3 separate regions of the Homo sapiens genome follow, and all the other regions are linked to region 3. Evidence: chromatin contacts called from ENCODE Hi-C or POLR2A ChIA-PET data. All regions are on one chromosome and are shown on one strand. The core of a region is the stretch at or near the end of the contact, and the rest is flanking DNA. Distances in the headings are between cores, read along the strand shown. Region 1 has its middle 15 kb from the start of LINC02280. Region 2 holds the start of CLBA1 (clathrin binding box of aftiphilin containing 1). Region 3 holds the start of AKT1 (AKT serine/threonine kinase 1).

What was found. A loop is a pair of places that touch in the nucleus more often than their neighbours do. ChIA-PET counts read pairs that join two places held with the same protein, here RNA polymerase II (POLR2A). Pooled maps may share reads with other maps.
Region 1: a pooled map shows a loop between it and region 3 (2.4-fold over the local background). The contact joins the enhancer-like site here to the promoter of AKT1 in region 3. A Hi-C loop is called at or near these places in 1 of 37 single-sample maps with no recorded cell type and 3 of 50 pooled maps. POLR2A ChIA-PET finds 5 or more read pairs at or near these places in 1 of 52 experiments (activated T-cell).
Region 2: a loop to region 3 is called in a map of gastrocnemius medialis, with 5 times the contacts of the local background. The contact joins the promoter of CLBA1 here to the promoter of AKT1 in region 3. A Hi-C loop is called at or near these places in 5 of 168 maps with a recorded cell type or tissue (B cell, CD14-positive monocyte, CD8-positive, alpha-beta T cell and 2 more), 2 of 37 single-sample maps with no recorded cell type and 14 of 50 pooled maps. POLR2A ChIA-PET finds 5 or more read pairs at or near these places in 1 of 52 experiments (T-cell).

The regions. Positions count from the first base shown.
Region 1 is chr14:104,649,145-104,652,426 of GRCh38, reverse strand. No RefSeq gene overlaps it. Among named protein-coding and RNA genes, the nearest start is that of LINC02280, 15 kb to the left of the region's middle. RefSeq lists silencers at 1,783-1,862, 1,943-2,022, 2,033-2,182. Within about 2 kb of position 1,951, at least 3 of the 41 ENCODE cell types and tissues checked have a DNase peak (open chromatin) inside an H3K27ac peak, as active enhancers do.
Region 2 is chr14:104,984,284-104,987,184 of GRCh38, reverse strand. It overlaps CLBA1 (clathrin binding box of aftiphilin containing 1), which reads right to left and starts at 1,397. Exons shown (of 5, transcript NM_174891.4): 1 at 331-1,397. The coding sequence starts at 753. RefSeq lists a silencer at 1,139-1,608.
Region 3 is chr14:104,794,191-104,797,201 of GRCh38, reverse strand. AKT1 (AKT serine/threonine kinase 1) reads left to right here and starts at 1,454. Exons shown (of 15, transcript NM_001382430.1): 1 at 1,454-1,718. RefSeq lists enhancers at 1-305, 2,347-2,988, 2,989-3,011 and silencers at 1,143-1,502, 1,683-1,732, 1,763-2,082.

The DNA of each region.
Region 1 (3,282 bases), core at 702-3,201, 150 kb after region 3:
CACAAAATAAGAGTGGGCAGGAAGAGACCACCAACCTGGTGGCTGGCGAGCACGAGGAAGCTGAAAGCAGTGGTGGGCATTGGTGGGCTTGGGACGCCATGGACCTCCTCAGGGGCTCCCTGAGCCAACGTGGGGAGCAGCCATGGTGGGAGGGGTGGACACACACTTGGTGGGGAGCCAGGACAGCCCGGTCGGAAACGTTCACAACCGCCAGCCCAAGCCTCCTAAGGGGAGAGTGCTGGGACACAGCGACCAGGAGAAAGGTGCCCAGGCTGAGCCGGGAGAGAGGCGGGTGGGAGCACCTAGAGCCGCACACGAGGGCGCTGTAGAGTCACCGCTGTGCCACGTGGCGCCGGGTCTCCAGGCCCAGCTAGAGGATGCACCTGCTGGGAACAAGCCCTGCAGGAGGGGAGCAGGGGGGCAGCCCTCGACAGCAGGAGCCACTGGGAGATGAACCTGTGCGCGCCAGCAGCTTGGTCCCTTTGCTGCATGGCCAGCGGCTCCGATGCGTAAACAGTGGACAATTATTTCATGGTTTCTGGAGTTGGCATTTAGGAGGGGCTCATTTGGGAAGCTCAGGTGCGGGGTCTTGCACGTGGTCAGATGCTTGCGGGGATGGCTGTCATCTGAAGGCCTGGCTGTGCTCAAGTATCTGTCCAGGTGCCCCATGTCAGAGGGAACCCAGGCCCGGTTGTGCCCAGGGTGTCTGGTGCCTGTGGGCCGGGCCGTGGGTCTGCTCCTGTACCTGGTGCTGGTCACTGGGCCCCTCCTGCGGCCACTTCTCACTGACAAAACGCTGCCCCGCTTTGTCCCCAGGTTCTGTGAGTTTCAAAGAGGGGTTTCAGAACATCCCCTCCACCATGTGGTGGGATGCTGACTCCGGAGCATGGACTGTGTGCTGGCAGCACGTGGACTCCGCAAAGACAGACTGGCTTAGCCTTCCAAGCGAAAGCCGTCAACACCTCTGCTCTACGGAGGGGGAAACAGAGGCCCAGGGAGGTGAGGTGGCTCCAGGAGGAGCTAGGCTGTGATGGGCAGGGGCCAGGGAGGTGAGGGCTGTGGGGACTCAGCTCTGTACCCCAGCCTCGCGGCACCTCATGGAGGCCAGCCTGAGGGCCCTCCAGACCTGGGAGTCCTGCCCTGCGGCCCACAGGCCCGATGGCTTCACAGGTGGTAGAGGCCTCCAGTGCAGATCCCCGTCCACGCCCTCCTTCTGGACTTCCTGGCTGAGGCCTTATATGTCAAGAGTGGGTAGGGGTGGGGAGGTTAGGTGTGCCCCCACTGTGCCCGGCAGATGCTGGGGATGGGGAGGTGCTGGCAGGTGGGCTGGGGCTGCCCTTGGCCCCACCTTTCCAGTGTGAAGTTTGTGCAGCTTCTGCCTGGCCCAGTCGGGGTGTGACTGGCCTCAGGTGTGGGCCGTGAAACCCCAGGCCCACCCTCCCACTCCCAGCCATTCCTTGAAGGGGCCCAGGCCACCTGCACTGGAGTGGGACGCAGGTGTCTGCAGCGTTCAGGAAAGATGGCAGGTGTCCACGACACCCCAGCCACGCCCAGGACCTTCTGGACAGGCTCCTGTAGGGGTGGGGGTGGAGTCCTAATTATAGGGAGCCTGAAGACCAGGCCAGGACTTCGAGGCATCTTGATGCTACCCATCCCCAGACCCAGCGGCTCTGCCCCAGGGTGGGCCCCAGCCAGCCAGAGGAGCCCCGAGGCTGGGAGATGGGGAGACTGAGGCAGGGTGGGCAAGCGCTGGGTGGTGCGGGGGCAACCAAACCAGGACCCAGGCAGGAGGCTGGAAGCCCCCTGGGCCCCCTCTGTCCCTGCACCTCCTCTCCCCCTCCGCCCCCTCTTCCCCTGCGCCCCGCTCGGCCAGGGGGCGCCCGCTTCAGTGTCCGTTTGGGGGGCGCGGCGCGCCCTCTGGCGGTAAGCGGTGGCATCGCCCTCCTTTGTCAAGGCTGACGACGGGGGAGGAGGAGGGGCAGGGAGAGGGAAGCGGGGATGGAAGGAGAGAGTGGGGAGTGGAGGGTCCGCAGTCAGGCGGGGGCTGCAAAGGCGAGAACGCCTGGGAGGACGTTCCAGGGCGGGGCGGGCTCACGCGGCTCCGGGGCAGCGAATGTCCAGACCCTCGACTTCCTCGGCCCCTCGGCCTCCCCACCCGGAGCATGGACTTGCCCGGACGCCCAGAAAGCCGCTCTCCACCCTGGGGCTGGTGGCGTCGCAGCCCCCGACCGCAGCAGCGATTCCCGGTGGCCCGTCTCAGGTTTGCGGAAGTGCTGCCCCAATCCTCCTTTGTCCCGTAGACTTGTTCGTGTGAACAAAGACGCTCAGTGCTAGCCCCTAAAACCCAAAAAGCAGGAGGACATTCCACGCGGGATAGTGAGTCTTTTCAACAAGTCGTCGTCACCCATGGAAACAGGGGCTACACGGAAAAAAGCCCGTCCCCTTCATCGGGAGATGCATCCCCAATGAAAACTTCCTTTTTCTGTGTAACAATTTTTAATCAAAATGTATAATATAGATTATTTATATCCCAATCAGTGGTTTTGAGGAACTGTGGGCTAATAATTGAAAAATAATGAATCCAGTAGAAACATTTAAAGATAAGAGACTTATGAAGTAAAGAATGAAAAGTGGCATTTCAATTTATACACATATTTCCATTACGGAAAAGCACAGTGAGGCCAGCGGAGGACTTGGAGCAGAAGATATGTCATGTTGGCATAAAATTCTGTGGGCAAAGTGGAGGGAAAATACAAGGCAAAGGAGAAAACATTTAAGTCTGTTAAAAAATTGTCTCTTAAAAATTGATGATTAAATCACCATGATATTTAGATTTCGTTGGATTCATTTAAAAGACTGGCCAACATGGTGAAAACCTGTCTCTACTAAAAATACCAAAATTAGCCGGGCGTGGTGGTGGGCACCTGTAATCCCAGCTGCTCGGGAGGCCGAGGCAGAATTGCTTGAACCTGGGAAGCGGAGGTTGCAGTGAGCCGAGATCACACCATTGCACTCCAGCCTGGGCCACAGAGCGAGACTCCATCTCAAGAAAGAAAGAAAGAGAGAGGGAGACAGAGAGAGAGAGAGAGAGAGAGATGGCGGGAGGGAGGGTGGGAGGACTGGTCCAACCGTTATCTAATGAATATCAATATGAACCAGCGATCCGTGCAGCAATATGGATGACTTTATAAACATGATGCTGAGCAAAAGAGACCTTCCACAGAACAGGACCTGCTGTGATTCCTTTTATGTGGTGTTCTAGAACAGGCAAGAAATCGTACC
Region 2 (2,901 bases), core at 148-2,647, 190 kb before region 3:
AATGCCCTGAGCTGGGGCCAGTGCAGCCCCCACCAATGGGGAATGGACAGGCTGGGGGAGGAATGGTCAGAAAGAGCGACCCAGCTCAGGTGGCCCCCACCTGGCCTTCGTGTGACCCATTTCTGCAGCCTCCTCTGCCAACTCATTGCTTCCCTGGCCTCAGGATGGGACTGCCAACCACATGGCCAGGGACGAAGGCCAGGAGAGAAGCAGACGCTCTGGGGCTGTCAGCCCCCTCCCTGGCCAGCACGCCACAGCATTCGAGGGCTGTAGGCCTCTTGGTGTGTACACGTCCCACTCAACATGGTGACCACAGCACAGCAGAAATACCTCAGAAGGTGGGACGGCAGAAGTTCCTGTCACCCAAGGTCCACCCTGGCATGGTTGGTGAGAACTGCACTCTTTTGGGGCAGAAGTGGTTCTCGGTGGCTGGGGTTCTGTGGGTCCCTCGAGGAGTTCAAGGGACTGTGAGAATTGTCCAGACTTGGCTGAAGATTCCCGAAAGCCTTCAAACTCCCCCCAAGTGCTGCTGTGTTCCCCAGGGTCAGGACATCGGGCAGTGCAGGTGGAACCGCCCTCACGGGGCATGGAGATGCTGGCTTTCCCATCGGACAGGAGAAGGTCGGGGCAGGTCCGTCTCCATTCCAAACTGTCATCACTCAGCCTCTCAGGTGCCACTCGGAGGGAAGCGCTGGCTGCTTCCTCCTGGAGGTCACTCAAAGGCTCTCCCCCCAGCTCCCGCCGGCCTTGCATCTTGGAGCCCCCAGGCCAGCAGAGGCCCGATGGGCAGCTGCTCAGGAGACATGCACGCCGGGGTGCTGGCCGCCCAGGACTGCCCAACCTTCCCCTGCCCTGGAGAGGGCCAGGGGACGCTGCAGGAGTGCCCCGGGCTGCCCAGTGGCTGACGGTGGAAAGTGCCCACGTGCTGCTGTGGAACTGACACAAACCACAGGAATGGCCCGGTCGCCCGGGAGTCCTGGCTTCCTCCCACGCAGGCGGGCGCGGAGTCCGACACAGAGGCGCGTACCAGACCCACGGCAGGTGTGAGAGGGGCGGCCCAAGGTGGGGCTCCTGCTCTGGAGAGAGCCGCGAGGGGGCCTGGGAGGCCCACGCTGGCCAGAGGAGCGAGAGCCGGGCGCCCGCGGGAGTCCCAAGTGGGAAGGAGTGGGTGCGGCGCCCCGGGGCCTCCCGAGAGTCCCTCTCGCACGCGGCCCGCAGAGCAGCCCTGGAACGCCTGGGCCTGGACAGGGCCCGAGGTGGCCGGCTAAGCGCCTGGCCCACGGCTCCCGAGAGTCCCCGCACCCACCTTGGTCGCCGCCTCGGCGGGGCCGCGCGGGACCAGGGCGAGAGAAACCTGCAACCAGCCGTTCCCTCCTGCCTGCGCCGCCCCGTTGCCTGGCAACGGCGTGCGCCAGCTCCGCTTCCGGCGTCCGTCGCCGTGGCGTCAGCACGCATCCGGGGCGAGGCCAGCGCCGGCCCCCGCCGTTCAGGACCCGCCCCGGACCCGCCCTCCCTGCCCCGGGCCGCCTCCGCTGCGGGTGGGATCGGGCTTCCACACTGGCCGAGCCCTGGGCGCCGGGCCGCTCGAGCTTTCTGTCCGTGCTCAGTTCGCCGCCCGAGTGGTTCTTTCTTTTTTTTTTTTTTCTTTTTTTTTTGAGACGGAGTCTCGCTCTGTCGCCCAGGCTGGAGAGCAGTGGCGCGATCTCGACTCACTGCAAGCTCCGCCTCCCGGGTTCACGCCATTCTCCTGCCTCAGCCTCCCGAGTAGCTGGGACTACAGGCGCCCGCCACCACGCCCGGCTGATTTTTTTGTATTTTAATAGAGACTGGGTTTCACCGTGTTAGCCAGGATGGTCTCGATTTCCTGACCTCGTGATCCGCCCGCCTCGGCCTCCCAAAGTGCTGGGATTACAGGCTTGAGCCACTGGGCCTGGCCCTAGAGTGGTTCTTTCTTCCTCACGACGAGCTCCCCAGGTCCGTCCCAGCGCACCCGTCACCCGCAGCCCCTTCTCCCGGCGCCCCGCAGCCTAACTTGCCGCGCCGCCGACCCCTCTGTGGGTGCAGCTGAGCGACGGCCCCTCAGGACCCCACCTGTCCCTGGCGAGAGCCAAGTCCGTCTTGCTGACTCCTGAATCCCAAAACCTCGCCCGCCCCTAACTCGTCCCCATTCCTGGGGGAAGGAGCTGCGGGGAGGCTCCACCCCTCCCTCGCAGGCCGCATGGAGTGCTCCCCTCCTTTGTCACCAGCCAGACCCGGGCAGAGCAGGGCTGACGGACAGCCCCTCTCCAGCCACTGGACGACCAAGGAGCTAGGCTGGCCTCTGGCAGCTCCCCTCCGGGCTTCCAGGCCTTCTGCCATCTGCCCTCACCCCCAGACTCAAGGAGTCAACCTTGACTCCATCTCCTCCCTGGCCTTCCCAGACTGGCCCCCATCACTGCCTCCTCTGGGTAAGGGGAGGGCCTGGCCCTGGTGAAGCCCTGAACCATGCCACCTACTGTCCACCCCCTATCTACCTCAGGCTCGCATTTCTCCCACCCTGGGGCCTGGGGCCCTGCCTGGACTCTGTCCTTGCTTGAATCACCCCTTCCCTCCCTGGTCCTTCTCAGCCAAGCTACAGAACAATTTAATTTTACAAATGACAAGATGAGATCATTCTCTGCACCTTAGACCCAGCCTCCTGTCCCCGCTCCTTCCTGAGGGGCAGAGCAGCCGGGCCATGCAGTATGGAAGCTCTTCGGTCAGACTGCCCAGGACTGGATCTTGGCTTGGCCACCCCAGCACCGCAGTGACCCTAAGGATGGTGATCAGGAGCTGGCTGGGTTTGTAGACCAGGCCTGGGCCTGTCTTGCCAGCTTAAGGGCAGTGTCCGTTCCCACTGCTGCCCCTCATCCACTGCACGTC
Region 3 (3,011 bases), core at 205-2,704:
CCAGGAACTCTTCCTCGGGGAGCAGTGGGCAGGTGGGACAGTCCCAGAGGGAGCCCCAGGTGGCTCATGGTGCAGGTTTGCTGGGTGAGAGACAGACACCAGACGCCCAGGCTCTGGGGGCAACCCTTGTGTCAGGTATCCCACCCAAGCGGCGCAGACCACTGGGCCTCTGACTTGGCCCCCTGGAGGTGGGCCCTTCCTGGGGTTACAAAGTCTGAGCTGGGAGGGAGCAGAGGTGCTCAGGCGAGAGGCAGGAATGGGGAGTCCCCTGTCTGAGGAGCGAGTGCCCTCATGCAGGGGGAGAGAGTCCTTCTCTTGGTCAGCCCCAAGAGGCAGGGATGAAGCCCGAGTTTTGGCTGCAGACTCTGTCCTGAGCACTGGGCCGAACCTGCTGCCTCTGTCTGCATCTCCTCCCACCCCCTCCCCTGCTGCCAGCTGAACTCACTCTGGCTGAAAATAAAAATGCTCCCCCAACCCCAATACTTAGCAGCCTCAGGAAGGTAACTCACAAGAGTCTGTCTTTCACAAAAGGGTTATTATCAACTGTGGGCCTCTGGAATGGGGGAGGGGCAGTTGTCGGAGGAACTTCTGGCTAGGAAGGGGTCGGGGTGGCAGTCACCTGCACTCTCCTGTGAGTGTCCAGGAGAAAGGGGTCTGTGTCCCACTTACTCATTCCATACCCGGGCCATCTGCCTCCCAGTGGACTTCGGACTGGGTGTCCGGGCTGACCAAGTCCACCCAGCAGGGAGGGCTCTGGGCTGTCAGCTGTCACAGCCCACCCTAGACACCGCTCCTCCTCTGTCTGGTGTCTGCTCCCAGCTCAAGGTGGGAGCCAGGCAAGGTGTGCCCCTCTTCTCCCACTCCCCAGCAAAGTCCCCCTTTTGTGAGTGTAGCTGCCAGTACCTAGGTGAATGGTTGACTCCCCTCGGAGCCTTCCTGCTCCTTGGAGGCCCACCTCCAACTGACCTCCTGTCCTGGCATCCTCCCGCACTTCCCCCAGAGGCACAAGGTCTTGGGATTGGGCCTTTTAGGTCACTCTTGGCCGCCCCCTCCACGCCCCCCAGAGTGGGGCAGCCTGAAAGTCAACCTAAGCCACCCCCGCCCCGCGCGCGGAGGCAGAAGTCCGGGATTCGTCCCTGACCTGTCTCGGGCCCCTTCTGCTAGGGTCACGGCAGAGCGAGCCCAGAAGCGCCGGGTCACTTTACAGACGGGGAAACTGAGGCCAGAGAGGGCGTGGCCCCGGGACGGGCTGGCTGGTGGCCGGGCTCCGTTAGCGGCCCAGCCCAGGCCCCAGGTCGTCGGGAGCTGCCCCTCAGCCCGGCCGCGCGCTCCCCGAGCGCGCTCCGCCCTCGCCGCCGGCCGCGCGGTGGGGACGCCCCGGGCGGCGGAGGCGGATGTGGGCGGGCGGCTCCGGGCGCGGGGCGGGCGCGGGGCGGGGAGAGGGCGGGCCGGCGGCGGCGGCAGGACCGAGCGCGGCAGGCGGCTGGCCCAGCGCACGCAGCGCGGCCCGAAGACGGGAGCAGGCGGCCGAGCACCGAGCGCTGGGCACCGGGCACCGAGCGGCGGCGGCACGCGAGGCCCGGCCCCGAGCAGCGCCCCCGCCCGCCGCGGCCTCCAGCCCGGCCCCGCCCAGCGCCGGCCCGCGGGGATGCGGAGCGGCGGGCGCCGGAGGCCGCGGCCCGGCTAGGCCCGCGCTCGCGCCCGGACGCGGCGGCCCGGTGAGTCCCCGCCCGCCGTGGCCGCCCGGGCCTGGATTTCCTCCCCGCGGGCCGGGCCGCTTTGTTCGCGGCCGGTCGGGCCGGGGCGCGAGCCGCGGCGCCGCCAGAATGGAGGAGCGGGAGCAGGAAGTGGCCGAGCGGGCCTGGGCGGGGAGGGCGCGGGGCGCGCGGGCCCGGCCAAGGGAGGGCGGCCCCACGCCGGGCGCCGGGGGTGCAGGCTGCCGGCCCCAGCCTCCCTCATGACCTTGGGGAGGCCGCTCCGCCGGGCGAGGCCGGGACCCGAGAGAAGGGACGCCGCCGGGCCTGGAGCTGGGGCTCGGGGTGCCCCTGCGGGCCGTGGGGCTCCCCGGGCGCTGGGCCAGCGAGGCAGCCGGCGGAGGTGCCCCGGGGTTGGAGAAAGACTCGCCGCGGCCGGCCTTCAAGTTTGTGGGAGGGCCCCGGAAGGAGACTTCGTTTCCCACGGACGAAAAGTTGTACGTGGTGGCGGGGTACCCAGGCTAGCCACAAAGGACTGTGACCCTCCTGGGCCCCGGAACTGCTTCCTGTCTTGGGTGGGCCCTGGAGGTCCTGCCCGCCCATCCCAGAGGCCAAGGCTTGGAGGGCAGCTGGGGCTTGCCCCTTAGATTGAGTATCCTGGGGCGCTAGCGAGCTTGGTCCTGTCGGGACGGCCTCTGAGTGCTGCCTTGGTCAGCGGGTGAGCTTGGGCCCCTGCTCTGCAGCCAGAGGCCGCCCCACATTCACTCCTGGGTCTCTCGGCCTTGCTCCAGGTGGCCACTTCTTGACTGCTTTGAGTCCCTCATCCGAGCGAAGGGCGGACGGAGTCCGTTGGTGGGGGTCCGGTTGCCTCTCCCGGGAGCTGTGTAGACTTCTCATACACCAGGGTTCTGGAGGCAGATGGAGGAGCCCTTTCGAAAACAGAGTATTTTTTTTTAAGTTGTGACTTAATAATAGTAGCAAGAATATGTGCTTATGGTAAAGGCAGGCGGCAGGTACGGAGGCTGTGGGAAGTCGGGGTCCCTCCGCCCCCACAGGCAGCCCTGTGCTGGCCTGGTGTATACGTTTCTGTGCAGACGTACACCACCCTGTGTGAGCACAGATGTATTTTTACACATGGCTCTGGACAGCTGTCTGACTCTGTCAGCAGCAGGCCTTGGAGGGGCTCAGGCCCGTGTGGGGGTGGGGGGACATCCAGAGGTCTTTGAGTCCAGCCCTCTGCCTCCAGGCCACGCCCACTCAGTGTCGTCAGAGCCCCCTGTGCCTGAGGCGTGCGCGGCTCGGAGCCCTGCCCTCGGA